Linked DNA regions of Homo sapiens: region 2 is linked to region 1. Evidence: chromatin loops called from intact Hi-C (ENCODE). Cell type or tissue: transverse colon. All regions are shown on one strand. Each heading gives the region's core, and the rest is flanking DNA. Links, peaks and the distances in the headings are about the cores only.

Region 1 (16,694 bases), core at 4,913-9,912:
CCTGCCAAAGGAAAGCATAGAGATGAGAAAGGAGTTGAAATTTGATGCAAGTCTAGCAAAACTTTGGCCATTGGGGGACATTCTGGATCATAGGTTCATCCCACATTTGACTGAAGTGGCCAGGCCTTCATATTCCTGCCATGTTCATTCATTAGATGTGGTGTCCCCGGAAAAGAAATGAGGTCCTGTGTGGAGTTTTCCCAGCTAAGGTATATCCTGAAAGAGCTAAGAGCTGGAAGCTGGAGGCTGTCTGCTGATTTCATTCTCCATCAATCTGGGCATCAAATCCTTTGGTGGAGGTAGAGCTGAGTGGTGCACCTCTGGATTTATTACATATTCTCTCTTCTAGATAGTATTTTTGATATCCATGGCTCAATTTTCATCAATTGACTAATGATTCCCAAATTTATACCTCCAGACCAGACCTGTGAGTTCCTGACCCTTACACTCAACTGCCTATTGAATATTTTTTCTTGGGTTTCTCAAAAAGATCTCAAGTTTATCATCTCTAAACCTCATCAATCAACAAATCTTGTCAAATTTATATCCTAAATATCTGTGAATCCATTCACTTCTCTCCTTCACTACTGCTACGATTCTAGCCCATACTACCATTTTCTCTAGCTGGACTCCTATAAGTCATTCTATTTGATTTTCCCATATCCACTCCTCCTTTCATCCATTTATTATATTGAAGCAAGCAATATTTTCAAATGCAACTTTAAGTATGTTAATTCCTCTCTATGCACCACTCCCATCACTTTAGGGACTTCCCATTGCTGTTTTAAATAGAAGCCAAAATTATGAAGCGAGCCTTCAAAGGGCTCCTATGGTTTGGCTTCTACCTATGTCTCCGGCCTACCTTTACTCTACTCTACTTTTTTCCTCAATTCGTACATCCAGTGACATTGATTTTTTTTCTTAGTTTTCCTAATGGACTCACAGAGAGTCTCACAGCGCTGTTTTCTCTACTAGAAATATTCTTCTTTCATTCTTCAGCTGATTAGCTATTACTTCTCCTCCAGTTCTCAGCTCAAGCCTCATTTTTTCAGATAAGCTTTCCTTAAGTCTCTCATGTAGGTGAGGCTCTTATAGCCTTCTGTTCTATTTCTTCATAGCACATAGGTTAGAATGTAAATGTATTCCCATTTATGTGATTATTTGACTAATGTTTGACTCCCCTACTAGTAATCTCCAAGAGTATAGGACACCACTGTCACTTTGCAATGTTTCCAGAACTTGGCACATTGCCTTACCCAGAGTAGGCCCTTAATACAGTACATGTTTGTTGAATGAATGAAAATCTCCTAGCCAAAGTAACGGATAAAGTTGTTAGCCACCAGCCAATATGCTTTTCTTGGTGCTAAACTTTTGTTCTAGGCTACTTAAGAGGCTCTTGGTTCAGCCTATTGGTTGCTTCTGGGGAAGAGATTGTTTAAAGTCTGGGTAGTCTGATTCCATGCACTAACCTCAGTCAATCTTGTTCTAGGAGCTACATCTGGTTGCTTTCTCAGAAGGTGCCTATTGCCATAATAGACCTTGGAGAACAAGAGGCTATTCTCCACTTCAGCCCTCTCGTTTATTTACATTAGAGATTAAATAACATTCAATTTGAATCTTTGGTAGATCTAAGAAAAATAAAACCTACTCACACTGTGCTTCTCTGATTATTATGTTTAATGCCATTATAAGCACAATCCTTAGTAAGCAAGCCCTATCAAATGTGCTGTTAACGCTAATTGAGTAGCGTTGTAGGAAAGTTACCTTAGGAATGTTCACTGCAGCTAACTGGTGTTGCACAAAATCTAAATACTTTGCTCATATAAGCTCATGAATACTAATGGCTTTGCTTGATTGGAAAATTCTCAAAGTGATTTGCCAACACACAGAAAGTTCACCAATACTAGCCAGGTCTGAGGCTGCAGCTGGGGGCAGCTGTTTAATGCAGCACAATTAAGCCTTTCAACATGCAAATGCAAAGGAACACCTTATTCAACTGGAGCTTCAGGGGAAATTTAGAAAGGCATATGCAATTATGCAAATTGGACAGTTTCCAAAGAAAGAGTTGGCCAACATCTTTAATTTAGCAAAGAGGGTCATTATCAATTTTTATATATAAATCTCCATCTGTCCTTGGAGAGATAATGAGTCCCCTAGGATACAAAGTGAAGAGATGTTTTTCATGGAGAATCGGTAATACAGAAACAATAATATTGATGCCAAGATACATATAGCATCTGCTATCAAATAGACAGCTATACCGCACATAATTAAGCAGTGCTAAGCAGTGGCCAAGGTCTAGAATTTTCATTATGCATGAATTTTTATTTTTGTGTTGTGAATAGCTCCCTGGCAAAAGTGGATAGAAGATAAACATCACTTGGCATGTTGTCTCCCAAAAAATGGCTTGGAAAAAAATCCAGTCAAACATCTACAAACAGCCAATGTTTAGAAAATAAATGTTAATAAGTATATAGTTATAATTTTTCTTATTGTCAAAGTGGAAACCTGAATTCAGCTTTCAGTGAAAAAATTATTGTAGTTTCTCTTATATTTTTGTTTCTTGGGAAGCAAAGGGAGCAACTAAAAAGAGTTTCTTTTTTATGTCAAGAATAAATCGATTCGTTCAATATATAATCATTTTATTGGGCACCCACAATGTGCAAGGCAATGTATTGGGTGTTAGGGCTACAACAGTGAGCAAAACTTAGACACAGTCCCTGCCTTGGCATTTATAATGCAGTGAGTATGACAGGCTATAATCAAGTAATCACACAAACAACTGTAAAGCCACAGCAGTGGCAAGGCATATCAAGGAGAAGTACTTAGTACAGTGCTATGAAGATAAAAAATTAATCTAATGGTTAGTTTGATGTGGTCAGACAGGTCAGGGAGAGCTTCTCTAGAAATTGGAATTTTGAGCAGCATGGGGAATAAAAAAACTTGCCTGGCAAAAATGAGAGCCTATGTGCTATCTCTGTGGAGGGAGGTTGTCTGGCATGTAGGGAGAAGTGAAGGAAGGCTAACGAGGCTGCAGTGGAGAGAGCTCATGGCAGGGTATAACATGAAAGGGGGTACCAGGGACTAAACCAGGCTGGGCTCTGTGTATCATGTTAAGGTGTTTGGTCTTTCCCTTCAGAGCAATGGAAAATATTAAAGAGTTCTAAGCAGAAGTTTCCAAGGTCCAATGTGTATTAATTCCTGTTTAATGTCAATTCCATTTATATTGTCAATATATATTTGCTAAAACATGTGTGGAATAATAACCTGTATGCAGGATAACTGCATATTTTACTTTATGTCACATCTTACATTTGAGGTATTTTGAAAAGGAAGTTTGATGCCCTCTTCGCCACCATTTTGAGAATGATTAATAAATTAATTAAATTGAATTTATTGAAATCTTAAAACAGCTTTGCTTTTTAAGTATTGAAACAACCTTGATCACTAAAAGATTTAAGAAAGGTGAGGACTAATAACTATTTTCAGTTTAGGTGAACAGAGGATGTGAAGCCAGAAATAAAATGATGGGGATGTGTAGATAAGAAAGTGAAAAATATAAGATTAAGTTTTGGTATTAAAAAATATAAAAAGTACAAAGTCAGGTGTGAGTATTAAATGACAATGTTTAATCTGAATGAATGCAAAGGAGCTACTTGGAAAGCAAAATGAATGCGGACAAATGATATGTTTTTGAGCTTTTCTTTTTTTTCTATTTTGCCAGCTTTGCATCTTTTCCTTTTGGACGGAATCCTTTCTGCACTGTTAGTCCTTCCATGTGATTTGAGTGAGACTGACCCTGCCTACCAACCCAGGGGTGGCCAACCAGAGTACTCTATTTCCTGGCTACAATGATTGACTTAGTGAGGAGTCTGTGATCCCAGAAGGTACCATAGGAGTCATTCTTGTAATAATTTTTGAAGCTAGTGAGAAAGATGTGTTCTGTTTTTTGGGGGTGGAGGAGTGGGGTGAGGAATAGCTATTGTAACAATAGATTAAGATTCAAGTGTTCTCCTTTGCCACTGATAAGGAAGAACTTGCCTGAAAAAGAAGCCAATAGAAAGGAAAGCCGAGTCAAGAAATGGAGAAGAAGACAGATTGCCAATGACAAAAGTTAACCTTCTGGAATCAGCTACATATTGAAATTTCCTATTATGTAGCCCAATCAATTTTCTTATGTGTTTAAGCTAGATTGAGTTGAGTTTCCATCATTTGAAGTTACGAATCCTTTCTTTGCACCAAAGGTGCAAAAAACTTATCCCAGATCAGTCTAACCATCTGTCTTCTCTCTACACCTGGGATCTTAAAAATACTTATAAAAAGTGTTATAAGAACAGCTCAGAGATGCAAAGTTCTGCCAGAGATCACATAAGCTTGTGGGTTGGTGCTATGACAGCCATGGTTCACAGCACAGCTGGGACCTCAACACTACTTGGCAATATTTATTTATTTACATACATATTTTTAATTGACAGAGAAAAATTGTGCATATTTGTTGTGTACAACATGTTGTTTTAAAATAAGTACCCTAATGCTAATGGTTAATTAAGCTAATTAACATATGCATTACCTCACATCCTTTTTTTTGTTGTGGGAACACTTAAAATGTACTCCCAGCAATTTTTAAGAATATAATACATTGTTATTAGCTATAGTCACTATGTTGTACAATAGATTTCTTGAATGTATTCTTCCTATCTGAAATTTTATTCTTTGACCAGCATCTCGCCAGCCACCCCACCTTTCCAAGCCACTGGCAACCACCATTCCATTCTCTACTTCTCTACTTCTGTGAGTTCAAGTTTCTTAGATTCCACACATAAGGGAGATCATGTGGCATTTGTCCCTCTTGTGCCTGGCCTATTTCACTTGACATCATGTCCTTCAGGTTCATCCGTGCTGTTGCAAATGCCAGGATTTCCTTCTTTTTTAAAGCTGAATTGTATTGTGTATACATACCACATTTTCTGTCCATTCATCCATTGATGGACACCTAGATTGATTCCATACCCTGGCCATTGTGAACAACGCTGCAATGAACATGAGAGTGCAGACACTGGCAATATTTTTTGTTTTCTGGTTAGGGTGTCTCCCATTCCCTCAATATTTATCTATTTTGTGAAAATCTCATTATGCCCTCTATCCTGCCAATTCTGTCTTCACTCTTAGTGTATGAGGTTGCCTTTTTCTTCACTGAGAAAACTGAAACCATCTGGTAAGAATGCCCTGCAACATCCTTTCTACCTGCCTACTTGGCTCAGCATCTGCACTCATCCTTTCTTCTTTTCCTCTGGGCACACAAGAAGACATGTGCTTCTCCCTTCTCAAGATAACTCTATGTTGCGTTTTGTTTTTTTTTTCGTCACCTCCTTTTGGACCTTGCTTTGTCAATCTGCTTTTCTTCTGCATTATCAATCTCTTGAAAGACATCTCAATTTCTTCACCTTTCATTCACACCTTAACTTGCTACAACTTGACTTCTGCCCCAACTCAAATTGATCTGCTCAGCAAAGCTCACCAATGGCTTCTATATTGCCAGATCTTTTTTCTGATCTTCATTGACCCCTCTTCAGCACTTGACATTGTTAAGGGCTTTTGCTTTGAAGTGGTCTTCTTCCTTATATGATTTGCCATGAGCCTTCTCTCTGATGACCTTTCTACTCTAGCTTTCAGGTTGTTTTATTTTATAGCTCACCGATGAAGACTCATTCTGCCTCATGACGTGCACTAACTAATAATAATAACTCACATTTATTGAATGCTGATGTTGTGCCAGGCTCATTGGCTTATGAAATTATAATAACTCTTTGAGGTAGGTGCTATAATTATCCTTGTTTACAAATTGGAAAGTTGAGGCTAAGAAAGGTTATTTAATTTGCTCAGGGCTATGCAGCTAGTAAGACATGGAGTCAGGCTGGAATCCAGAGTCTGCTTTATATGACTTTAAGTAATGAAAGTATAATACACAACAGAAAAGTGGACAAATGCTAGAAAAGAACCTGATGAACCTTCACAAGGCAAACATGCTTGTGTAGCCAGTATGCAGATGGAAGAGCAGAATGTTCTCAGCTCTCCAGAAACCCCCTCATATCATCACGGCACTTCACAAAAGAGCAATCAATATTCAGAGTCTAACACTACAGGTTAGCTTTGCCTGTTTTCAACTTTATATAAATAGGATCATAGAATCATACAGCATATATGTAAGATTAATTTATTTAGTGGTGAAAAGAAAAGCTCATTTATTGTTATTATATTTTAGAACATCATTGTGTAGATACACCACTATTTATCTGTCCTGTTCTTGAATTGATGTTTGGGTTGTTTCCTGTATTTTTTCTACTGCAAATAGTGCTATGAATATTCTTGTACACATTTTCTGATGGACAGTGTATGAGTGGAGTTGCTGGGTCATGGGTCATGCCTATACTGGTTTTAGAAGTGCTGCCAAATGATTTTCATAATTGATTTTGTCCTAAGGATTGAATATTTCAGATATTATATACCCAGAATAAATCCGTTATCTCCCCAGTAGAATAAAAAGGTTTCTCTTTTTTATTGCTTATATCTCCCACCTGTGCTCTTCATCCAAAATTTATTTTTATATGTATGGAGGGTACTTTTATTCATTTCATACTCAACATGTATTATTACATTGATCAAAATCTTTACTGCATTCACTCCAAAAATAGAATCTTGACCGGAGTGAAATTCTTTTCAAGTATGCTTTATTCTCTTCTTTCTTTATCCAGATGCCACAGGCACATTTGTTAGGAGTTCTTACATTGTAATGTTGCTCTTCATGTGGCTGCCTTTCATTTATGTATGCTGAAACATTGTTCATGAACATTGACATGGTAGTCAAAGATGTCATAGTCATACCCTTTTGTTAAAAATTTTTTCCTGGGGTGGGAGGGAGACACACGACTTTGCTTCAATATTGCCACAGCAAGCAATTACTGTTGCACAGTGCTGTAATTGTTATTCCTAGTTGGACCAGCTGACTCAAACCCTAGAAAACCATGTGTGATAGAATATATACTGCCAACCCAGTAGTTTTCTGTAAAGGAAGCCCATTGTGAAGACTAATTTTCCACTGTAGACTTTTGAATAAAGTCTCTCTTCATTCTTTGAGAGATTCCTCTATCCCACAGATATGCATAAGTTAAAGTCTTGCATTACTCAGCTGAAATGTTATGTGAACATATGCAAGCAAAAAGTCTCCAAATAATGTCCTCATGTGTTTGGCGGACTTGTATTTACTTCTTGATTGCATCACTCATATGCTCTAGCTATCTCTTCTACCATTTTATCCGCTGGGGATAACACTTACCCTGTCATCCATTCCCACTGTTAATGTTTATCAACGAAGAGAACAAAATAATCTATATTTTGTTCTTCTTCCATGAAATACCCTGTTTTTTAAATATATGTAATATTAAGCAGTTTATTAGTACATACTCTGGAAATACATAGCTCATGATCTTCAAAGCATTAGGGAAAAAATCTTTTGTTGAGAATGAACGCTTTAATTTAATATAGGGGCATTGTGGTATAATACAGTGGTGGCTGACATTCAGAGTTCCAGAAATTATTTTTCTACAGAAGTAATGTGGAAAATATGACTAGAAGTGAAATCACTTTCCACCTTTTAAAACTGAGCATAATTATCCACATTTACTGTTATCCACAAACTGGTAAGAAATAAAAAATCTCCTAAATTGATTTTAAGTGTGACTGATTAATATTCTTTAAATGTTACAATACTGGATCAAGACAGCCAGAACTGGCAAAAAAGCAAGAGTTATGCTTTAACGATGTTTATTTTACTCTAGTTTGAATTACTTGTGTCTGATGTTCAATCCCAGGAAGTCTGCTGTTTTCCTTTTGCATGTTGTGATAGGTGTCTAATAATACCTACGTTATGAAGGTTGATTAAATAGCAAATAAGAGGAATTTCCTGCTACTGTATTGTTCATGTCTGTTCTAACTCTAAATGCTCTGCCATTTTTCTTCCCTCTTTTTCTTTCAATAAGTTATTTGAAAATCTTTAATATTTCCCTTCACTATTATATTCAAGCAAAGCCGACTGTTTAGAGAGCCTCTAATTAGCTTCATTCAGAGAGCAATATTTTTTCTTTTTATATTTTTATTTTCCCGAGAGGGCAAAATCTGTTGTAAATTGGTAGCTGGTACAGTTAACACCTCACTTGGACATTCATGGAGGGAGACCAGGGTTTAGAGATGCTAGCCCAATCTCTTGGTTGCTGTGTCATTATGATAAAATTACTAAAATGTATCAGTTTCTTAATTGATAAAACAATACCTGTAATAATGGCTCACATTTACCAAGCCAGGAACTATTCTAAGCACTTTATTTACATCAACTAATTTAATATTTACAGGAATCCCTGTGCTAGGTATGATTCTGCTCCCTGATTTACAGACAAACAGAAAATACTATTATTATCTCAACTTTGTGGATAAAGAATGGAGATCCAGGGAGGTGAGATTACTTGCCCAAGCAACACAGCTAGTAAATGGCAGAGCTAGGAGATCAACTGGAGCGCACTAAACTATCTCTTAAGCAGGTTAGGTTGTGAGAATTAAAGAGATAATTCTGTGAAACACACATCACAACAGTAAATTTACCTAATAAGTGCTCAATAATTGGTGATTATTATTATTTTCATTGAGCCAGCAAGGAAGGAATAAGGCATGTCGGTGAGCATAGGAGGTAAGATGTCTGTCATATTCATTGCAGATATCCCTCCCATACCTAGAGCAGTGCTTTAAATGGATGAATGATGCATGCATAAAGAGTCATCTTAAGGCATCATTAAACTGGACAAAATTGATAGAAACCCTATATAAGGGTACAAAGTGTTTTAAGAGTATCATGAATGTCCTGATTCAATTAATGGTCCTTAATGTTTCTAGAGTGACAATAAAGTTGAGAAAGGGTTGTAGGATTAGGAGAAATAAAAATAGGCTATGAGAGAAGTCCTTAAAAACGTTACTATAATAATAATTTTGTCAGTTTGTTTTATTAATTGTAATTATGTCTACTAGAAAAAAGGGATTAAAAAAGAATGAAAAGAAAAGACAGGAAAAGAAACCCACAATAAGATGTTAAGTAGCTGTAAATTTCTCATAGTCAAAAGAATGATCATGGTTTGGGTTCCTGGATTTAAAAAATGATGATTATTCTGTCTTCAGAAATTTTGTAAATCTGCAGCTATTTCCAATTACTTGTTGAATGAATATCAGAAATAATGCTAACGTAAAATTTTTTGTCAATTCTTCTTTCTATGAGAAGATTCACTCCTTTGAAGTGTATATATTCACACAAATACTTCTAAGAGCAATAGTGCTTTATAAAATAGTAATTTTAGTTTAATAGCTGTTTTGTTTTCCTTGGCTGATAATAATAAAATACCTCATTTAATTAAAGAATGCATTTTATTTTTTATAGTTCAGGATAACAAGTCAGCTTTTATAGGTACATGTAACTCAGCAGAAAAAATTATTGAACTATTGAAAAAGAGACAATTTATTTGTGCTTTTCTTAGCTCATGTGTGTTAGTCATCTGTAAGTTGCTCATACAGAAGAAAAAAAGGTAAGACCTCAGCATTAAAATAAGCATAGTCTCAATATTAAATCTCTTAAAAGTCCTGGGGTGGTTAAAACTTTTAATTCTTGAATGTTAGACTGTAATAAGTTTGGCTAATGCTATTTTTTTTTTGATGAGAGAATTAGATCATTAATTTCTGTAAAACTATTTTCTGAACTGCACCCCAAATTTTATGCCTTTTTTGGTATAAAGAAAGTTTAATTCTAAACAAAAATGAATTAAGGAAAATATGTAACAGTATGGTCATGATCACTTGCTTTTAAATAGTGGAAGAGAATGTCATCACAAGTCAAATTTGCTTAAACAATTACAATTGCTATAGACTGATTCTACTTGACAAATTTCTGCTTTCAGTATGCCAGTAAAGAAAAAGACAGGAATTTTTCCTGTTTGCTTTATTTATTAGTTTCAGCCTTGACAAAAAAATTACAAATCTGTATGCACATGGAAAAATGCATGTATAACAATCAAATTGGTTTATGTGCTGTGAATACCTTGTATGTGTATTTTAAAATTAGATACAACTAAACTATCAGGAAGAAAAATATTAGAGTTGATACAACTTAAGTTTTTATTATTTTCTTTGAGACAAATTAACCACTAGTACTTTATCCTCAAACATAAATAAAAAATTAGAATTCAAGGGTTTTCAGTGAAACATTTGCTAACATTCATGTGTTTTTGATTTGCCAGGCACTGTTCTAAGTGCTTTCCATATTTTAACTAATTTAATCCTCATCACAAACTTATGGGGTAGTTATTAATTATTCCTATTTTTAAGATGAGGAAATTGATGCACACAGAGGTTAAGGAGCTTTTCCAGGGTGACACAGCTAGTAAGCAATTAATTATTAATTAATTACAATTAATTACTAAAACATTTGGGGAACCTTTTTGTGCCAGGCCTATCTTAAGCAGCAGGGATGCAGAAGTGAATAGAATAGAAGGGAATAAAACATATTGAGGGTTTACGATTTTAGATAGGGTGGCCTGCAAACTTTCACTGGGAGGGTGACTGGGGTAAATAAGGAATTAGTGAAAAAGATCTTTCTCTGCTATGTGAAATGAAGGAATATTTCTAGGTATGGAGACCTTTAGGAAAAAAAAACTATTTGGTGATAAAGCAGCTTGGGTTGATGATTAATTATAAAATATTAACAGCAACCACAGTGCTGGTCCTAGATATTTTTTGCTTGCTCCTCTGGATCCCCCGTCTGCAGTTCTTCATGCTCCCTGTGCCCCAGGAGTTTGAGAAGTATGTGCTACTTCAATGAGCCATGTTGGCCTTTGGCTGCTGGTTTGGTTTGGCCAATATGAGTCCCAGCAAGAGCTGAAGGGAAGGAGGAGAGAGAGGGCAGGTGTTCATCCCCTTGCCACCTCCCTGAGGGGGTCGCCATTGGCTGGCTGCTTCTTTCTACCAAAGGCTGTGACTTCAGTCAGGTGGCTCCCTCCACAGGACTCTATCCTTTTGTTTCTCATGACTGTTCTTTTTCATCCCCTTCAGGCTTAGAATGGTAAAGATGTCCTCTTAGTACTAGGGGTGCAATTTCCATAGACCCCACCCACTCCTTTGGAAGGAATCCCTTAAGAGACAAATGCCAAATTTGAGTGTGATTTCCGTTTCCTAATGTGATCCTGACTGACACAGTTGACATATTAGCTACTTGGCTCTGTGAGTCTTCAGTGTAATGATTTTGAATTTGCTTGTCATCATAAAGTCCTCCAAACCAATGAAACTGTATAAAAGTGTGTATTTATTAGGTATCTTTTTTGGGGGGCAAAAACCGGAAAGCTGGCTAGACAAATTCTAAAAGAGCTGTAACATATTAGGTATCTAATACACTCAGTGCTTGCACTTTCCCTCCATTCTATCCCACTTTTAAACTGTTTATATGATTGACTCTGAAATCCCCTTAAAATTAACCTTGTCTTCAGAATAGTTTGGGTGACATCTGAGGACACTGCGGATGGACATTGTTGGAGCAAGGAAGTACTCAAATAAGTGGTCATTTCGAAAAGAAGCAGTACTTTTACTTCCAGGGAACAATTTTAGGAAATGTTAGGAAGCTGGAGACAAATTCCTGAAAAGTGAGACTAATGGAATTTTTAAAGGAACAATCAAACGTTCTTTTACCTTAAAAACCACGAAGGATAAGATTTTGAGAAAATCATTTTCAGTATTTGTATAACTTCAGGGGAATTATAGATCATCAATGGCATATAAATGATAGAGGCAATATACTTTAGAGGTTAAGCATATGGGCCCTGGAGACAGAATACCTGGGTTTGAATGCCTACTCTGCCACTTACTTGTTGGTTGACCTACCTTGGGCAGATTTCTTATTCTTATTCTTACAATAGTTCAGTTTCTTCGTCTGCACAATGGGATAACTTCCCTCCAAGGATGGTGTTGTGATAAACAAACAAATTAACACACGAAAAGCAATTAGAACAGTGCTTGACATGTAATAAGCAGTAGGAAAAATAGGTTTAAAAAGACATTTTAAAATCCAATCCAAATGAAATAATGAAAAATTATGTAGCTACAGAAATTAGAATGTTTTATAATAGCATTTCAAAAAATGTTCTAAAGATTGCTCAGTGTTGACTTTTTTATTACAGTATTATTAAAATATGTATAAATATTAAGTTAGATTTAAACTTCCAATGCTTGCTATATGACCATAAATCTAACATATGACCAATGGTTGCTATATGACCATAAATCTAACATAAATGTACAAAACTACAAACCAATAGAATATGAACTTGAGACATATATTTAATGTAATAGATACGTGGCTGAAAGGAAATTGTTGCTTGTTATGAATACTATTATAGCATAGAATCCTTTGGGTTTGATGTACCTATAAAATCTTATAATGGCTCAATTTTACCACCTTTTTAAAAGCTTGGATAATAAGGAAATCTTTGTGTAACCTGCCATGATACCGTTTTTGTCTTTACTTGGCCCAGATTAATCATTTTGGTACTCAGTACATTTTCGTTCCTTTCTCATTAGGCAATGACAAAGCAGTACTTCTTGCTGACAGTGTACTCATAAATACAAGCACAAACCCAAGCAGAAAAACCGAGCGGTAGTATTCAGTTAGAAGATCATTCAAATGATCCTCAATCTCTTTTTTAATTATCTTATTTTTATCTAAGTAAACACATGACACTAAAAAAGAATCCACAGAGAACTCTCAGACCCTGAAAAGCTTCCAAGGATCAGTTTCAGAAACAATGATTTACAGTACAGAATTTTCCCCTCAGAGACTGTAGATATTCATTAAACTAACTTCAGTAAAATTTTAGTGAAAACATATCTGATAGTCATGAAGATATTATGAGGCAGGTAAAGAATGAATACTTTAAAGAACAAAAAATGTGTTAAATGGATTTCTGGGAAACAATGCTATATGGAGCATTATTTACACCTTATAAATAATGCAATTTTCTAAATCATAATTTTTTTTTAATTTTTAATTTTTATTTTTATAGGCATGGGTTCTCACTAAGTTGGCCTGACTGGTTTTGAATTCCTGGCTTCAAGCAATCCTCTTGCCTCAGCCTCCCAAATGCCTGGGATTGCGGCTGTGAGCCACCACACCTGGCCCATAGGAATTCCTTTTAACCAATGAAATAATACTGTAATAATTTAAAAATGAGATGGCCCTGGGCACAGTGGCTCACACCTGTAATCCCAGCACTTTGGGAGGCCGAGGGGGGCAGATGACTTGACCCCAGGAGTTCGAGGCCAGCCTGGAAAACATGGCGAAACCTTGTCTCTACAAAAAATACAAAAATTAGCCAGGTGTGGTGGGGTATGCCTTAGTCCCAGCTATTTTGGAGGCTGACGCAGGAGGATCACCTGAGCCTGGGAAGTGGAGGTTGCAGTGAGCTGAGATTGCACCATGGCATTCTAGCCTGGGTGACAGAGGGAGACTGTCTCAAAAAAAAAAAAAACCCACAAAAAACAAAACAAAAACCAATAAATAACAATAAAAATGAGATGACAGATATATCACAGCCGCACAAACACTATATGTGCTTAAGAGTTTAAAAACATGTTAAGGTTCTGACTCATGTCATTCAATTTTGATCTACATTGTTGCATTTCTACAGTAAACCGAGAGTAAACTCAAATTTACTCAGTAAAATGAATCTTTAGCACTATCTTTCAAATAATCAGCAAGATATTAATGTCCTGATTTTCCATTAAGATCATTGTAGACATTATTCACCTAAGTGGGAAAACTGGAAAAATGAAAATTTGATCAGAAAATTAGGCTTTTAATTTTGATTTTAAAAAGTTTATTGCTATATGGATGCTACCATTAAGAGAAGTATTTCTACTAACATCTAATAAAAAAAGTTCCACATACAGGACGGGTGCAGTGGCTGATGCCTGTAATCCCAGAACTTTGGGAGGCTGAGGTGAGAGGATCAGTTGAGCCCGGGAGGTCAAGGCTGCAGTGAACTGTGGTCGAGCCACTGCACTCCAGCCTGGGTGACAGAATGAGACCCTGTCTCAAAAAAAATAAAAAAAATAAAAATAAAAAGTTCCACGTACAACAAAACAAATGAGAAGTAACTTCAATATCAATGATCAATGTCACTATCAATAGCATCATGACAGTAGCTAACATTTATTCGCTTTTCTGCCAAATGACAGACACATGCTAGTTGCTCTATCTGGGTTTTCTAATCGAATCCTCGCAATAACCTTGCGATTAGGTACTATTACACCCATTTTGCTGTTAAATAAGTAGGGTAGCCTGCCTGAAGTTACATGACCAGTGAATAGCACAGGTGAAATTTGAACCTGGGCAACGTGACTACTGAGCCTGTTTATGTGACCCTAGGATGAGAAGTTTCCTAAAATAGTTCACTGATTGGACCACTACGTACAAGTAAAATATTTTTTTCTGTCCCATTAATAACCCCCTTCTCAATATGGACTTCTTACACAGTTACTAGCTGAAACCATAAATAAGGCCTCCATATATTAGTATTTAGATTGAACTATTGAGAATGTCATTGCTAATAAAGTATAAAAAAGTCATTAATATCCCGTATTTAATAAATTTGCAGTTATTGAGAGTACTAATTTTTTTCATTCTCACCATTAAATATAACTTTTATTGGTGTGTCTTACATGCTCTTTATGAACTTGAGGAAGTTCCCCCCATTCCTAGTTTGCTGAGAGTTTTTTTTTTTTTTTTAATCCTTAAGTTCTGGAATACATGTGCAGAATGTGCAGGTTTGTTACATAGGTATACATGTGCCATGGTAGTTTGCTGCACCCATCAATCCATCATCCATATTAGGTATTTCTCCTAATGCTATCCCTCCCCTAGCTCCTCACCCCCCGATAAGCCCCAGTGTGTGATGATTCCCTCCCTGTGTCCATGTATTCTCATTGTTCAACTCCCACTTATGAATGAGAACATGTGGTGTTTGGTTTTCTGCTCCTGTGTTAGGTTGCTGAGAATGATGCTTTCCAGCTTCATCCATGTCCCTGCAAAGGACATGAACTCATCCTTTTTTATGGCTGCATAGTATTCCGTGGTGTATATGTGCCACATTTTCTTTATCCAGTCTATCATTGTTGGGCATTTGGGTTGGTTCCAAGTCTTTGCTATTGTGAATAGCGCCCCAGTAAAGATACGTGTTCATGTGTCTTTATAGTAGAATGATTTATAATCCTTTGGGTATAGAGCCAGTAATGGGATTGCTGGGTCAAATGCTATTTCTGGTTCTAGATCCTTGAGGAATTGCCACACTGTCTTCCACCATTTACACTCCCACCAACAGTGTAAAAGCGTTTCTATTTCTCCACATCCTCTCCAGCATCTGTTGTTTCCTGACTTTTTAATGATCACCATTGTAACTGGTGTGAGATGGTATCTCATTGTGGTTTTAATTTGCATTTCTCTAATGACAAGTTATGATGAGCTCTTTTCCATATGTTTGTTAGCTGCAAAGATGTTTTAGAGAGGTATCTGTTCATATCTTTTGGCCACTTTTTGATGGGGTTGTTTTTTTCTTGTAAATTTGTTTAGGTTCCTTGTAGATTCTGGATATTAGACCTTTGTCAGATGGATAGTTTGCAAAAATTTTCTCCCATTCTGTAGATTGCCTGTTCACTCTGAGGATAGTTTTTTTCTGTTATGCAGAAGCTCTTTAGTTGAGTTAGATCCCATTTGTCAATTTTGGCTTTTGTTGCCATCGCTTTTGGTGTTTTAGTCATGAAGTCTTTGCGCTTGCCTATGTCCTGAATGATATTGCCTAGGTTTTCTTCTAGGATTTTTATGGATTTAGGTCTTATGTTTAAGTCTTTAATCCATCTTGCGTTAATTTTTGTATAAGGTGTAAGGAAGGGGTCCAGTTTCAGTTTTCTATATACGGCTAGCCAGTTTTCCAACACCATTTATTAAATAGGGAATCCTTTCCCCATTGCTTGTTTTTGTCAGGTTTATCAAAGATCAGATGGTTGTAGATGTGTAGTGTTACTTCTGAGGCCTCTGTTCTGTTCCATTGGTCTGTATATCTGTTTTAGTACGAGTAGTATGCTGATTTGGTTACTGTAGCCTTGTAGTATAGTTCAAAGTCAGGTAGCGTGATGCCTCCAGCTTTGTTCTTTTTGCTTAGGATTGTCTTAGCTATACAGGCTCATTTTTGGTTCCATATGAAATTTGAAGTAGTTGCTTCTAATTCTGTGAAGAAAGTCAGTAGTAACTTGATGGGGATAGCACTGAATCTATAAATTACTTTGGGCAGTATGGCCATTTTCAGTATATTGATTCTTTCTATCCATGAGCATGGAATGTTTTACCATTTGTTTGTGTCCTCTCTTATTTCCTTGAGCAGTGTTTTGTAGTTCTCCTTGAAGAGGTCCTTCACATACCTTATAAGTTTTATTCCTAGTTATTTTATTCTCTGTGTAGCAATTGTGAATGGGAGTTCACTCATGATTTGGCTCTCTGTTTTTCTGTTATTGGGGTATAGGAAATCTTGTGATTTTTGCATATTGGTTTTGTATCCTGAGACTTT
Region 2 (16,694 bases), core at 5,089-10,088, 72 kb before region 1:
CTACGTTTACATCTTACCTATATTTTAACTGTAATTCACATAAAGAAATGTATTTAATATTGAGACCTAGCACATACACATACACTTAAAACAAAAGTTTCTTTCTTTTCTTCTTTGTTTTTCAATTCTATTTTATTCTTTTCTGTTTAATTAAACTTCTGGTCCCAATCCACTGAACTGATTTTATAACCCACTTTTGGGTCTCAACTCGCAGTTAGAAAAGAAAGTATGATTTTGAAAAAAAATTCTTTTGGATTGAGAACTAAAATTTAAGCTATTAGCTAATGATGAAATCCATAATGGCTGTAAAGTGAAGGTGGGGATTATTTTGGGATCATAGTCCTAGGCTTTGGTGGTTGCTATCATGGAATGAGTTTATTCTCTACTCCTGGACCTGATGGCCAATGGCCATAAGTTTGACCATAAATATGTCTTTTTTCTTGGTGCCATTGATTAGCTTAACTGGCCTTGCAGTACTAGCAAAAATATCACAAGTTCTTGAACCACTCGCGCTATACTATGAGCCATAAATATTTGCTTATAACTTTATACTTTAGGTTTCATTAGGCAGACAGAGAGGGAAATTGAGAGCAAAGTTCACTACTGAATTTATACATGAGATTCAATCATCAATCCAAAGTTCACTTAGAACTTTCAATGAAACTGTGAAGGCTTTAATCCTGTCCAATACATTGAAGTCCACATAAATCCCATATAAGTTAATTATTTTGAACAGATCTGTAGCTTAAATATCTCAGAACACATACCATCCTTTTTTTACTCTGTATCCCTTAGGCAACAGCAATGTGTTGAAACTCATTGTAGGGGATAGCTTTTGTTCTTGCCAACTGAATATCCATGAAGTCTATCCATGAAGTAACTTTCCTCTTGAGTACCATCCACCTCTTCCCCTTCTCAGTCTTGCAGTGTAAGTCATGAGGGTAGGGACCAATTCTCAGAACTGTTTGCTGGATTTTTGCAATACACCCACCCTCACCCCCCGCTGCCTCCTCCCTGACACCCCCTGTCATTGCATTTGAATCCTAAGGCATCCTCAACCTCACTCCAGCCTTCAGGGCCAATATTGAAAAGAGGCAAGAATCATCTAAAGAATTCTATGATGCAGCATCATGATTTTTGTTCCTAAATTGGTTTCTGACTTTGTGCCTCAGTTCTAATGATGGGTTATCCACCTTGATAGCTGGGTCCTGTCACTGTATGTAACTTGTCTATTCTCTGAAAACCTGACACTTTGCCTTACTCTTAGTTGATACTAGAGATTTAGATTATGACTGCATCAATTGTCTGACTTCGCTGGTACTACTGACCTGATTTACTGGCTCTCTTTACTTTTCTGTAAACTCTTGGGAAACTGATCTATAGTCACTAGGCATCTCATGATTAAGAGTGTTCCAGGCTAGGTGCAGTGGCTTATGCCTGTAATCCCAGCACTTTGGGAAGTCAAGGTGGGAGAATCGCTTGAGGCCAGGAGTTTGAGACCAGCCTAGGCAACAGCAAGACCCCATCTGTGACTTATTTCCTTGTAAAGACCACCTGAGGAACTACTTTCCTATGCTACCCCAAATTGTTGCAATGTTCCAGATACTCACTATTGCCAACTCACTGGGACATCTCTGTAGCTGAGTTGAATCTGAATGTCTGCCCCACTTCTGTAGATGAGTCTCTTACTAGAGGCCAACCCTTACTCCCTCGTTTTTTCCTGCTGCTGACTGGAACATAGCTAGTAGAGTCTCAAGACATGTAAGACTAACTTTTTATTGTCTTTCCCCATGTCTAACAGGGCATCTTGTTCAGAAAATAGTTGAATAAGCATGGCCATTTGAAAATTAGTATCAGATTTCACTTTGTTTGAGGGGTCAGATTGATTTACCAAATGAAAACTTGTACCTTGATATCTGTTTTAAATGAGAAAAACTTGAGAATAATGAGTCTACTTCTTCAAAATTTATTATGAAATAAAATGTCAAAAGTTCAAGTTCAGAATGATGTATATTTAAATGCAACATCCAACTTGTTTCATTTTGGTGCTAACAACTTTTGAGTACGTTCCATGAAACCTCAAACAGCTTTTAAATTTTGTCTTTAATTTTGCTATTAAACTATTTCATAGAGACTACAAAGAAAGAAGGAAAGGCAGAAAGAGATAAAGAAAAGGAAGGAAAGAAAGAAGGAAGGAGGAATGAATGAAAGAAAGAAGGAAACACAGAGAAAAAAGAAAACAGAAAGAAAAAAAAGAAAAGAAACCAATTGGGTTCCTTCGTAGTCCCCTGATGGGTCTATTAGTCTCTGGGATCCTAACTCTATTGTAAACACAATATTTGGGAATTTATTTTGAAAGAACTAGAAATTGGGTTTAACTAACATTATTATGTGTCAAGTTTCAGTTGCCAAAAACATTCTGTCCATAGAGAAAAAAAATAGATTGTTTTGCTTCCTAAGGAAATGCATTGAATTTGGAGTATGATGACTGAAAGTACATTGTGTTGGAAAGTTAAATGCAAGTTAACCAAATGCACATGGCATTGAAAATTTCTCTAAATGTTCTTTGTGGATTTCGGTATACAACCTTGGCACCCCCCACTTCTTTTTTTTTCTTTCATCTTTTCTTTTTTCTTTCCTTCCTTCCTTTCTTTCATTTTTCTTTCTTTTTTTCTTCAGATAAGCTTATCAGCCTTTCATAGGGATGTTTTCTGTATCTGGGTCCTAAAGTAGCAAAATAGATTTAGCTGTGAGGGAGTCAATGCAGAAGGAAAACAGTAAGATAGTATGCAGAACAAAATACTGCTATAATTGCTTTAAACGCGGCATCACGAGCTATTTGCATTTTTGTCAATTTGCTTAATTAAGCAACAGAATATTAAAAGTAGCTTTCAAGGGCCTCTCTGTCTCAGCCCAAAGGCAGACATGCAAACAAATAATTAGGATATAATGTAATGGCAAATCATAGTGGAATGAGAGACAAATTGTCTCCTGGATAAGTGAGTCATGAAGGCTTCAACAGTATAAATGATGTTTGAACTATGTCTCAAAGGGTGATAAGAATGTGCTGGATGGAGAGGAAAAGAAAGGCATTGTAGGGCAGTGAATAGCTAGAGCAAAGGCACTAAGCTGTGAAACTGCAGGGCATGTTAAGGGAAACAGTGAATGACCTGGTGTGGTTCTAGAAATATACTATGTTGGGAAACATATACTATGTTGGGAAAAGGGTTCTTGGCATGATGTGACTAGAAAGATAGATTGGAATCAAATGATGAAGAACCTTATATGTAGATCATATGATTTGGGACTTGATCTCAGGGTCCTCTGAAGTTTTTTTTTTTTTTAAATTCACCATATGTTTAATATTAAGAATACACATTTTTTTTTGTCATAGTGAAATAGGCCTTTTGGAGAAGGGACATCTTGGAGTAATTGATTTCTCTGCTGAACTCGGCCATTATTTATACTTTTTCTGAGGTTTCTAACATGATAATATTTCCTTCCATTTATCTACCACCATTCCGATATTGTTCCATTGCCCACTAGTTGTGATCTCCACACATTCATCAAATATTCATAAAGGGATCAGATCACCACAGTATTCCTTTGGCATGTCTGACACAACTTAATTTTAATGACTACTTCTTGTGCATAATTTTTTCTCTCCAGGAGGGTAAGCTTTGCTTGTGCTACCTACTCACCAGGCTCAGAGCTGCCTTGAAATAGAATTTGCAGCCTTCCTCATGTGCCTGTGGTATCATCAACCCAAACTCTCACAGCTTCCTTAATACCCAGCCAATTGCCAACATCCTCTTTCTTCAAGCAACTGGTGATTATCATTGCTTCCCAGAATGTATTTGATCCTTAGAACATCCATAGTTTAAAAAAAATCTTACTAACCAGGCAGTTAACATCCTTTTCATGGTCATCCATGGCTTGGTGGCCTTGGACATATGACCTCCATGTCAATTCAAGCAAGTTCTGCACCCCTTTTAGAGATTAGACTAACTTTTAATAAATATTTATTGAATACCCATTATGTGAGGGATGTCATAGGCATTGAAAGACAATGATGAATAAAACAAATGAGATATCTGCCCTCAGGAGTTTATGGCCTGTAACAGGTGTTGGCAAACTACACCCCGTGGGTCAAATCTGGCCCACCATCTGTTTTTGACTATAAAGTTTTATTGAAACACAGCCATATTCATTCTTTTGTGTATTACCTGTGGCTGCTTTTATGCTACAAAGTCAGAGTTACATAGTTGCAACAGAGGCTATGTGACCTGAAAATCCCAAAACATTTACTATTTCACCATTTACAAAGAGAGTTTGCTAATCCTTGGCCTAAACCAAGCTTCTTGAACAATCTGTAATGAAAGATTAGTTAAAAACTTAAAAAATTATTGTAGACATGTTTTCTAGCTTTTTATAAAAATGAGTTTTTAGAAAAACAAACAAAAAAATCAAACATACAAAATACAAGCTCAGAATACTATGTCAAATTGTTTTACAAGTTTCTAAATACTTAATCTAGTTTCTGTATTTATCTCCTGGATGATGAGTAATAAATAGTTCGCAGACAAGCACCCGTGAGCTTTGAGACCACACTGTGAGTAGTGCTAGCCTAGAAGTTAAGACAGAAATCAAGCAAATAATAACACTAATAATTATCCTAGATCAAATTTTACTAATAGCTATGATAAAAAATCATAAAGTGATATGCGGCTGAATTTTAGGGGAGACCAAGACAGGGTTTTATGAAGGGATGAACTTTGAGCTGAGATTATAGAGTGAATGTGAATTAACCAGACACAAAGTGTGTCTTTGCTGGGGTCTGATGATGTTAAAAGAACAACCATGGCAATGGAAATACATGTGCAAAAGCCCTAGGTGGGAATGAGGCAGGAGAACAGGGTCTAGAGGCAGGGAACCTAAGGCTGTTTCTTGCCGACTTCCTAGAACTAAAAAGAAAGGAAAACCCTAACTTTCCATGCCTAAGTAACAAAAGGACCAGAGGCTACTCCCTTTGCAAACCCCCCATCTTTTCTGGGCGGCCGATGGGAAATTGGCTGTCGGCAACAAATCATACTGCCAGTCTTCGTTTGCAACTTTGTAACTTCACTCCAGCCTCTGAATGGTTGCTGTCCACAACCAGTCAGACTGATTGCGGGCGGAGTCTTTGTTTGCATAGAGGTATAACTTTGTAACTCACCTTAGCCTCTGATTGGTTGCAAAAAGCAATGTTTGCACAGGAGTGTGAACTTTATAATTTCACTTCAGCCTCTGGTTGGCTGCTTTCTGCAACCAATCAGACTGATTGCGGGCTACCACTTCATTTACATGAGGTGAGTATGAAGTGGCCAATGGGAAACTTCTAGTGGGTATTTGGACCCAAGAAGATTCTGTATCCTGGCCCTTGAGCAGCTGTTGGGGCCCCTCCCACACTGTGGAGCGTACTTTCATTTTCAATACATCTCTGCTTTTGTTCTTTTGTTGCTTCATTCTTTCTTTGCTTTGCTGGGCGTTTTGTCCAGTTCTTTGTTCAAAACGCCAACAACTTGGAAAACTTGCAGTCAAGACCCTCTACTGGTGACAGGCAGAAACTTACTATGTGTCTGTAACTGTTTTAAACACTTTATGTATATTTCTCCTTTAATACCCTCTTCAGTCTATAAGGTCATTATCATCATCTCACTCATGCTTTTCATCATAAATTAAGCAATTCATTAACATGCCCTTTTTATCATCTATTTTATATATGAGAAACCTGAGGAGTAGAGATGTGAAATAACTTATTCAAAATCACTTAGATGGCTAGTGAGGCATAGAGTTGGAATTGGTTTCCAGGGGTATTTGATATCACAGTCTGTGCTTTCATCCATTGTGCTATGCAAGTATCATTTTTAATCATAATAACCCATGATTTCAACCCTGGAGGCATTTGCCTCTAGTTTCCAGCAATCCTAAACAACTATCTTAATTTTACTGTCTTCCTTGGCAAAGCTAGAACATATAATTAGCTTTATCAAATTTCCAACAATTTCCACATAAGTGGAGAACCAGGCTAGTCAATGAAGACTAGAATTAGGTGCCACAGCCTTTGGTAGCACCTAGTAGAAGAGGTATATGGCTTGTATCAGAATTAGGTTTATCTGTGAGTAATAGAAACCCTAAATGACACTTGCTTCAAGACTCTAACTTGTTTCTTTATTATGTAAACCTCCCCAGACGAGAGCTTATCCAGAGCTGTATTCCAGGAAGTCACCAAGGCCCGTATCTTGTGTTCTGACATCTGTAGCAAGCCATCTCATAATCCAAGATGACTGGACACTGTATTCATTTCTCAGGGCTGCTGTAATAAAGTCCTACAGACCAGGTGCAGTGGCTCACACATGTAATCACATCACAGCACTTTGGGAGGCCAAGGCGGGAGGATCACCTGAACCCAGGAGTTTGAGACCAGCCTGGGCAACCTAAGGTGACCCCTATCTCTACAAAAAAAGATTTTTAGGCCAGGAGTGGTGGCTCATGCCTGTAATCCCAGCACTTTGGGACACCAAGATGGGGGAATTGCTTGAGGTCAGGAGTTTGAGACCCATCTGGTCAACATAGTGAGACCCATCTCTATTTTTTTTAAAAATATAAACATATATTTATATATACTATATGATTATATGTAATATATATTATGTATTAAATGATATATAATATATACTATATAATATATATGTTAAATATGTATACCTTTAGCCAGGCATGATGGTGCACACCTGTACTCCCAGCTACTCAGGAGGCTGAGGTGGGAGGATCAGTTGAGCCTGGGAGACTGAGGCTGCAGTGAGCTATGATCACGCCACTGTACTCCAGCCTGAGTGACAGAGTGAGACTCTGACTCTAAATAAATACAGTGCTACAAGCTAGGTGGTTTAAAATAACAGAAATTTGTTATCGTAGCTCTGGAGGCTGAAAGTTCAATGGTAATGTGTCCGGAATTGGTGGATTCTTGGTCTCACTGACTTCAAGAATGAAGCCACGTACCCTCGCGGTGAGTGTTACAGTTCTTAAAGACGGCCTGTCCGGAGTTTGTTCCTTCTGATGTTCGGGTGTGTTGGGAGTTTCTTCCTGCTGGTGGGTTCATGGTCTCCCTGGCTCAGGAGTGAAGCTGCAAACCTTCGCAGTGAGCGTTACAGCTCTTAAGGCGGGGCCTCTAGGAGTTGTTCTTTCTTCCCGGTGGGTTTGTGGTCTCCCTGGCTTCAGGAGTCAAGCTGAAGCTTCAGACCTTTGCAGTGAGTGTTACCGCTCATAAAGTCAGGGTGGACCCAGAAAGCAAGCAGCAACAAGATTTATTGCAAAGTGCGAAAGAACAAAGCTCCCACCCAGAGGAAGGAGACCCAAGGGTTGCCACTGCTGGCTCCAGCAGCCTGCTTTTATTCTCTCATCTGGCACCGCCCCCCCCCCCCCATCCTGCTGATTGGCCCATTTTACAGAGAGCTCATTGGTCTGTTTTACAGAGAGCGGATTTGTCCGTTTTGACAGGGTGCTGATTGGTGTATTTACAATCCCCTAGCTAGACATAAAGGTTCTCCAAGTCCCCACTAGACTCAGGAGCCCAGCTGGCTTCACCCAGTGGATCCTGCACAGGGGTCACAGGTGGGGAGCTGCCTGCCAGTCCCGCACCATGCGGCCACACTCCTCAGCCCTTGGGTGGTCGATGGCACCGGATGCCGTGGAGCAGGGGGCGGCGCTTGTCGGGGAGGCTCAGGCGGCGCAGGAGCCCACGGCGGGGAGAGGGGGGAGATTCAGGCAGGGCTGCAGGTACAGAGCCGTTCCCCGCCGGGAGGCAGCTAAGGCCCAGCGAGAAATTGAGTGCAGCGCCGGTGGGCCAGTACTGCTGGGGGACCCGGCGCCCCCTCCGCAGCTGCTGGCCCGGGTGCTAAGCCCCTCATTGCCTGGGGCCGGCAGGGCCCGCCGGCCGCTCCGAGTGCTGGGCCCGCCAAGCCCACGCCCACCCGGAACTCTAGCTGGCCCGCAAGCACCGCTGCAGTCCTGGTTCCCGCCCGGGTTCCCGCCTGTGCTTCTCCTTCCACACCTGCCTGCAAGTCCAGGGAGCCGGCTCCGGCCTCTGCCAGCCCAGAGAAGGGCTCCCACGGTGCAGTGGCGGGCTGAAGGACTCCTCAAGCACAGCCAGAATGGGCGCTGAGGCCGAGGAGGCACCGAGAGCGAGGGAGGGCTGCCAGCACAGTGTCACCTCTCAGTAAGGCCTTGCCATCACCAAGGTTTTCTCTGAAGAATGTGGGAGATGCTGCTACTTTGCCTCTTCTAGCTTATGCTCTTTGCTGGCATTCCTTGATTTCCTTGGCTGGCAGATCCATTGCTTTTATTTCTGTCTCTGTCATCACATGACTTTGTTCTGTCTGTGTCTCTCCACATCATCTGCCCTCTGTGCCTGTCTTTGTGTCTTCACATGGCATTCTCCCTGTGTGTTTCAATTTTCCTCTTCTTATATTTCTTCTTCTGGAAATATAATGACCTATTCTTAACTTGGTTAAACCTATAAAGACCTGTTTTCAAATAAGGTAACATTCACAGGTACTGGGGATTACGATTTCAGCTTTTTTTGTGGGGAAGGAGGAGGTTGTAACAATTTAACCCATAACATGTTCCAAAATCATGTTTACATTCCAACTTTCATAAATAGGAGATCATGCCTCTTTCCCTTAAGAATACTTTCTATTATATATGATGTACAGAAAAATTCTGCTTATACTGGTCCTGTATAGGTGCAAATGAGTTGGTCAGCTTTGTGCCCAGCTAAATCAGAGGTTCTGGTACTAAGGAAGAAGGAATGCATCCATATTGAATGACAGCAAGCAGTACCTGCCATATGGTCTACAATTACTCTTCACACCTGCTACACTTTGTCATTTCTTGATCTATTGGATTGCAATGTTTGACACTCCCACAGAAAGCTACTTCATCACACACATCACCTGTTTTAGGCTGGAACAGAGATGTAGGGCTCCCTGGAAGTTTTTAACAAGCCACTACCATGGTGTAGTGGGGAAATACAATTGGAATCGGATTGTAGTTGTATAACTTACTGATGTGATCTTGAGCTATTCAGTAAGCTCTAAGTCTCAATTTCCTCATCTGTAGATTGGGGATAATCATTTCTGCCTCATGTAATTGCTATATGGCTTCAGTGGGATAGTATTTGAAAGTTCCTGGCACAAATCAGATACGTTTTAACTGTTTGTTAGATACGGATCTAGGAAGGAGAAGCAGGAGGAAAAGAAAAAAGGAAGGAGGTGGGGGAGAAAAATGGCTTTCTTGACATAACAGTGTCATTTAAAGAGAAGCTTGAGAAAAATGGATATTTCCTTAAGTGTCCTTTTAAGCAAGTCATGGTTCTTTTGAGAGAACAATGATCTACCTACTTTCAGCAGTTCTTTTGATATGATATATAACCACCTCACGCTATACTGAATTATTATTTGAGGAGTAATTCTCAGCCTTGTCAGAAAGAAATATCACTGAACAGATAATATCACAAGCCCCTAAGAAGTGACAGCTATTGTGATTGCAGTAACTTAGAGGAGTCCAAATGATTTTTTGGGCATTATATAGGTAAAACATACAATATTTCTGGCAGGCATTTTTTATTTTATTTTTAAGTTCTGGGGTACACGTGCAGGGTATGAAGGTTTGTTACATAGGTAAATGTGTGCCATGGTGGTTTGCTGCACCTATCAACCAACCCATCACCTAGGTATTAAGCCCAGCATGGATTAGCTCTTTTTCCTTATGCTCTCCTTCCCCTTCCCCACCCTCCCCCAACTAGCCCCCGTGTGTGTTGTTCCCCTCCCTGTGTGCATGTGTTCTCATTGTTAAGCTCCCACTTGTAAGTGAGAACAAGCGGTGTTTGGTTTTCTGTTCTTGTGTTAGTTTGATGAGGATGATCATTTCCAGCTTCATCTGTGTCCCTGCAAAGGACATGATCTCATTCCTTTTTATGGCTGCATAGTATTCCATGGTGTATATGTGCCACATTTTCTTTATCCAGTCTACCATTGATGGGCATTTGGGTTGATTCCCCATCTTTGCTATTGTGAATAGTGCTGCAGGGAACATACGTGTGCATATATCTTTAAAATAGAGTGATTTGTATTCCTTTGGGTATATACTCAGTAATGAGATTGCTGGGTCAAATGGTATTTCCAGTTCTAAATCTTTGAGGAATTGCCACACTGTCTTTCACAATGGTTGAACTAATTTACGTTCCCACCAACAGTGTAAAAACGTTCCTAATCTTCCACAAGCTCGCATTTTTCGAGCATTTGTTGTTTCTTGACTTTTTAATAATTGCCATTCTGGCTTGTGTGAGATGGTATCTCATTGTGGTTTCGATTTGCATTTCTCTAATAATAAGGAATGTTGAGCTTTTTTTCACATGTTTCTTGGCCACATGTATGTCTTCTTTTGAAAATTGTCTGTTCATATCATTTGCCTATTTTTCAATGGGGTTGCTTGTTTTCTTCTTGTAAATTTGCTTAAGTTCCTTGTAGAATCTGGATATTAGACCTTTGTCTGACAGACATTGTAGCAAATAGAGTCAGCTATTTGTCCCACAATATACAATCCCTCTCCCTTTCCATGTATGTAGTCAGTCAAATTTTTAGCTGGGACACATGGCCACCTACCAAATGACATTTCTCAGCCTTCCTTGCAGGTAGGTGTGGCTATATGATCAAACATTTGCGAATGGATATGAACATAAGTAATGTATGCAACTTCTGGTCATTTTTTGTTTGTTTTTTTGTTTGTTTTGAGATGGAATCTTGCTCTGTCTCCTAGGCTAGAGTGCAATGGTGCCATCTCGGCTTGCTGCAGCCCCCACCCTCCAGGTTCAAGCGATTCTCCTGCCTCAGCCTCCTGAGTAGCTGGGATTACAGGTGCTTGCCACCATGCCTGGCTAATATTTGTAATTTTTAGTAGAGATGGGGTTTCACCATGTTGGCCAGGCTGTCTTGAACTCCTGACCCCAGGTGATCCACCCACCTCAGCTTCCCAAAGTGCTAGCATTATAGGCGTGAGCCACCACACCTGGCCCTGGTCATGTCTTTAAAAGGGAGAGATATGTCCTTCAATTTATCTTTTCTCTTTCCTGTTACCTGGGATGTGGATGTGGTGTTGAACATTTTTTGACATGGGCAACTACTTAGGACAGTAGAACAACAAGATGACAGAAGCCTGGGCCCCAATATCAAGGAGCTGCTCTTCCAGCCAAGTTTTGCTTAAACTTGGATTGTTACATGAAAATAAACTATTTTGCTTAAACCACTGTTATTTTGGGGTTTTATTATAGCAAGTGAACCTGTATCCTAAAAATGACAGGTTTTGGTAACCTAAAAATGGGCACTGACTGAGTGGCCAGGCAGTGGGTACAAGAACACAGTTAATATCATCTGGAAGGCTGTCCACATTTATTATACTGTGGAAAAATATTTGGAAAGCTGTCATCCACAATAACTTGGAAAGCAGACCAAATGCTCTTGGAAGCCATAGCTTTAAAAGAAAAGGTTAAAAAAAATTCAAGATGTTGGAATGTATTGGCTGCTTCTTTACTTCTTTCAGTAAAGTTTTCAAAACAGATATGGATTGAGTCCAGTTGCAAACAAAGATGAAAGAGAATACAACTTTCCTAAGAGAAGACTAATCATTGAGCAATTTAGGGCCCCCAGAAGGTTGAAAGAACCAATTGCTTCTGCAGTACAAATGAAAGTAATGACAAGCGGTGGCTATGAGGAATAGATGTGGCAGGAAGATAGTTTCAGTTCCTCTTTACTACCAGCTCTCTCCCCAGCAAGTCCAAATAAAAATAATAATGTTTTCAAACAGATTCTCATAAGTGTTCAATAAGGCATCTTTTACAATTTTTAATTTTTCCACTGGGACTAACAATTTAAAAGGAGTGTTCTTACTATTCAAATAGAGCCTTAAGTAAATTCAGCCAGTCCAAAGATCTTCAAAACAAAATATGCACATTCTTGGGTTACAAGAATTATTCCCAGGGGAGCACTTGGACACATATAACTTTAACTTTCATGTTTATTATTTCAAAAATTGAACTGCCTGAGAATTTCCCCATGGTCAAGAGCCATTGTACTTCTTTATTGTCTTCCCTTTCACAATTGCCCTTGTCCCACTAAACTTCGAAAGGTCTACTACCTCTCTCCCATCTCCAATCTTATAATACTGTAAATGTACAATACTTTATGATATTTGCAATGATTTATGGCTAATACATATAATAACCAGATGATTTTTAATGAAACACTTAGACCATTGAGATCATAGAGAAAAACCTATTTACATAATTTCAATTTATATACATAGTTTTATTGCAAAGAAATATGATGAAGGTGATCAATGTGAGGGTGTAAGCACAAAAATATATTAACGTACAATTCTGTGAGGGAGTGAAAAGGAAACATGAATTCAAGGAGCAAAAGGGACTATTAAAGAGCAACTTATTGACATTTAGAAAAATGAATGATGGTAGTGTTAAATCACCATATTATTTACATTCTTTAAGTAATATAATATTTTTAAAATATCAATATATACAATATGTTGGAATTGCCTCTTTTGCTACTAGTGGTTAGACTTATGAGAACATTTTTATATTTAGACTTTAAAACGTTTGAGGGACTTCATAGTATCTAAATGTTCTTTAATTGTATATTCCAAGCAAAAATGTTTTAAGAGCACATTTCTTTCTTTTTCTTTTTTCTTTCTTTTTTCTTTTTTTTGAGACGGAGTCTCACTCTGTTGCCCAAGCTGGAGTGCAGTGGTGCAATCTCGGCTCACTGCAACCTCCACCTCCTGGGTTCAAGCGATTATCCTGCCTCAGCCTCCCCAATAGCTGGAACTACAGGCACATGCCATCACACCCGGCTAATTTCTATTCCCCATTACACCTAAATTACTCCCCATAAGCCCCTTGTAGATGTGGAATTATGGCCCCTTGGTTTGCTCCTGAGCAAATAATCCTTTGTTTGGAATTGTGGATGACTCCTGGATGGTTGTATATTGTCTAGGGAGCCAAATGAGATCAGCAGAAGTTTTGTCTGCATGAAGTATAGAGGAGGTTAAGCTTCAGACTTGGGCATAATAGATGGGCCTTTCAGTTTAAGTATAAACAGTAACAGTAGGTTATTTGAGGTGAAGAAACATACATGGAAATGGCAACAATGTGCGCCTTTCTTCTTTTTATGAGGCTTTCCTTTTCAGAAAAGTTGAAAATATAACTTTCTCAGTCCTTCCATATTTGATACTGTCACTTGGAGATAATCTTGCTGAAACAGTGTTACTCTACATGTTTTTCTTGTATCCAAAGCAAATACTAGTTTCCAGATCTTTGTATTTTTCAAATAGGACTGTTAGAGTTCTCAATTATGAACTGCATTCATTCTGCTATAGCTAGAAGGCTTGGCAAGTGTTTTATAACAGAACATTGTATACCTTATTAGGTTTGTTACTTTTTTTTTTTTTAAACAGTGGAGATTTGGAAGAACAAGTCAATGGAATGTTTTATTAACACTGTAGCTTGATTTTCTAATAAGGAAAAAATTATTAGACCTGTATTAGCACACCGATCAATTCTTAAAATATATGAAGATAAGGATTGAGTGTTATATTAATAAAACTTTAATTTCTCTTTAGCAGAAGAAATTTCCTCTCCACTATAGTTTGTACTTATTGTTCCTGTTAAAGCCAACTATAAAAGACTAACAAAGCATGTTATAATTTGTCTTCTAACTGGAATATATTGATTTTTTATGTTTTACCAATTTTCCCCATGGAAATAAGAGAAATAAGTCTTGCATTTACTTTACCTGTGGAGTTGAATATTCAGTAGGGACTCTTATCCTGCCATATTTCTCTGGGAACTGCTCATTCTACAGCAGGAATGTCTCCCTCTCCTAATAGTCTTATTTCTATGAAAAGACCCACTTCCAAAGTACTAAGTTGATTGGACCCAGGATTGGAGCTTTCCTCCCCTTCTCAACCTAAGCTGAGCCAATCTGATTCTCTTTCAGGAATTTAGCAGCAGGGCTGAGAGACTGGAATTTGTTCTCTACCTGTGACTGAGCCTTTTGCTTATTATCTTGGAGCTGAGGACATAGCTTGCCTTTGCAAAAGAAAAGATGTCTGATCCCTAACATTAATCGAACCAGGAGCAAGAGTACAAATGGTGGCTCTCATAACTGTGTTTAAATATTTGAAAGGCCATAAATTAAGAAAACAAACTACAAATAAGTTTTTTTTTTTTTTTTAAGACGGGGTCTCACTCACTCTGTCGCCCAGGCTGGAGTGCAGTGGCATGATCTGGAGTGCAGTGGCATGATCTCGGTTCACTGCAACCTCTGCTTCCTGGGTTCGAGTCATTCTCGTGCCTCAGCCTCCTGAGTAGCTGGGACTTCAAGCACCTGCTACCATGCCCAGCTAATTTTTGTATTTTTTGTGGAGATGGTTTCACCATGTTGGTCAGGCTGGTCTTGAACGCCTTATCTCAGGTGATCCACCCCTTTGGCCTTCCAAAGTGCTGGGATTACAGGCGTGAACCACCACACCCAATTCAAAATAAGATCTTTTCTATCTTTATATCTTGACAAATAGATTTTATAACTACGTAGGAGGTGAGGTTTGAACATTTGAAACTCTGTGACCCCTTGGAATTTTACAATGGAAAGTGACTTTTGGGGGAGAGATGCCACGTGGTCTTTTCCCTTTTCCATCAAGTACCACTAAGGGCCACACACTGCATGTACATGGACACCTCAGGATCCTATCCAAGCACCATCCACAATCCCCCCATACAGTTGCCCCTTGACTATGCTTTGGGACCAGAGGGGCACACTGATGGAACAGTCTGCTCTTGGGAAGACAGACCCAGGGAAGAGGCTAGTGCAGGCCTTGGGAATAAACTCAGGTATTTTCTTCCTGAAAATTCTGGGGCCTCAAGTACCCACATCATGTTGTAGAAGGGACTATGTAGACTCTGGAAGGACACAATTTCATAAATGCGTCAGCTCCTTGAGTCATCGAGAAGGGCGTAGATAGGGACAGGAAAGATTGGGGCCCGCTAAAGGCCCTCTTTCATAGCGCTGCTGTTTTTCTGCTCATTTTTTTTTAAAGACACCATGGCATTCTTATATAACATTTCTCCATTTATCTTAAGCTAGTTTGATGTGGTTTATATTAGTTGTAATAAATGAAACCTAGCAAAATCAGGATGCCCAACTAGGAGACTTTGAATTGCTGATCCAATTAGAATTTTATTACCTGAATTTATATATTTATGATGCTTTTAGTGTACAAAGTGATTTCATATTCACTTTATAATTCCCACAGTACCCTATGAGGTAAAAATCTCTTCCCCTTTTGCAGATATAGAAACGGAAGCTCAACTAACTTGTTCAACTTGCCAAACAAGATTCCTTATGGATCTATTTCTTTCCAGACATTGATGTGCCTAAAGAAAGCAATCAGTAGGTGCTAACAGTAAAGCAAAGTGCATGTTAATAGGAAAGCATCTCTTCTCACAAAAACTATTAAGAAAAGAGAAAAAAATAGGCAAAAATATCATTTTTGAAAAATAGACAAAAACATCATGCAAATGTTAGTCAGGTGTGGTGGCCCAAGCTGCAATTCCAGCACTTTGGGAGGCCAAAGTGGGCAGTTGCCTTGAACCCAGGAGTTCGAGACTAGTCTGGACAACTTAATGAAACCCCATCTTTACAAAAAATACAAAAATTAGCCAGGCACAGTGGTGCACAACTGTATTCCCAGCTACTCTGGAAGCTGAGGTGGGAGTATCACCTAAGCCCAGAGAGGTTAAGGCTGCAATGAGCTGTGATTGCGCCACTGCACTCCAGCCTAAGTGACAGAGCAACACCCTGTCTAAAAAAAAATGCAAATGGTAAGAATCAGAGACTTCAGCTGGTAGTGTCCTTTCATTTGGTGGCCTGCACCCGGTGCTAAGCTAGAAGTATACTTTCTAAGTGTGGGTGTGCAAGATGTAAAGCCAAGAAGGACTTTTTCCAGAGTCAATGGGAATTTGGGATGGGGAGGGGAAGCAGGTATTAAATCTCTAACTGAGGTATGCAGGGATTCTACAGGTAGCTGGTTCTATCTCTGGTTACAGAATGAAAACAAAGGTGTGGAATGTGGGCAGGGCACTCTTCTCTGGTTTTGGCAATCTGCCTCCCTGAAAATGGAGTTGGGGCAGATGCACAGAGCATAAGTCTACTGGTATTTAATAGCACCTTTGAGCAGCCCAAGGAATGGTGGTGGTTGTATGTATGTATGTATGTATGTATGTGTGTGCATATGTGTGTCCTTCAAGCCAACTAATACACTGCAATTATTATGGTGTATTCATTTTCACACTGCTATAAAGATACTATCTGAGACTGGGTAATTTATAAACAAAAGAGGTTAAATTGACTCACAGTTCCACATGGCTGGGGAGGCCTCAGGAAACTTACAATAATGGCACAAGGTGAAGGGAAAACAAGTACCTTCATCACAAGGTGAGAAGAGAGAAAGAGAGAGCTCAAGGGAAACTGCCACTTTTAAACCATCAGATCTCGTGAGAACTATCTCACTATCACAAGAATAGTATG

The links. A loop is a pair of places that touch in the nucleus more often than their neighbours do. Peaks named below come from ENCODE experiments on the same cell type or tissue, not always from the same donor. Only the 100,000 strongest peaks of a DNase experiment are listed, where the experiment ranks them.
Region 2: a loop joins it to region 1, with 13 times the contacts of the local background. A loop is called at or near these places in 1 of 110 quality-filtered maps.

Annotation. Positions count from the first base shown.
Region 1 is chr12:80,057,296-80,073,989 of GRCh38, forward strand. It overlaps the pseudogene RNU7-106P. Among named protein-coding and RNA genes, the nearest start is that of OTOGL, 34 kb to the right of the region's middle. In transverse colon, for the core only: no CTCF peak of the experiment used is centred there; no DNase peak of the experiment used is centred there.
Region 2 is chr12:79,985,535-80,002,228 of GRCh38, forward strand. It overlaps the pseudogene SNRPGP20. Among named protein-coding and RNA genes, the nearest start is that of PPP1R12A-AS1, 59 kb to the left of the region's middle. In transverse colon, for the core only: no CTCF peak of the experiment used is centred there; no DNase peak of the experiment used is centred there; H3K27ac peaks cover 327 bases.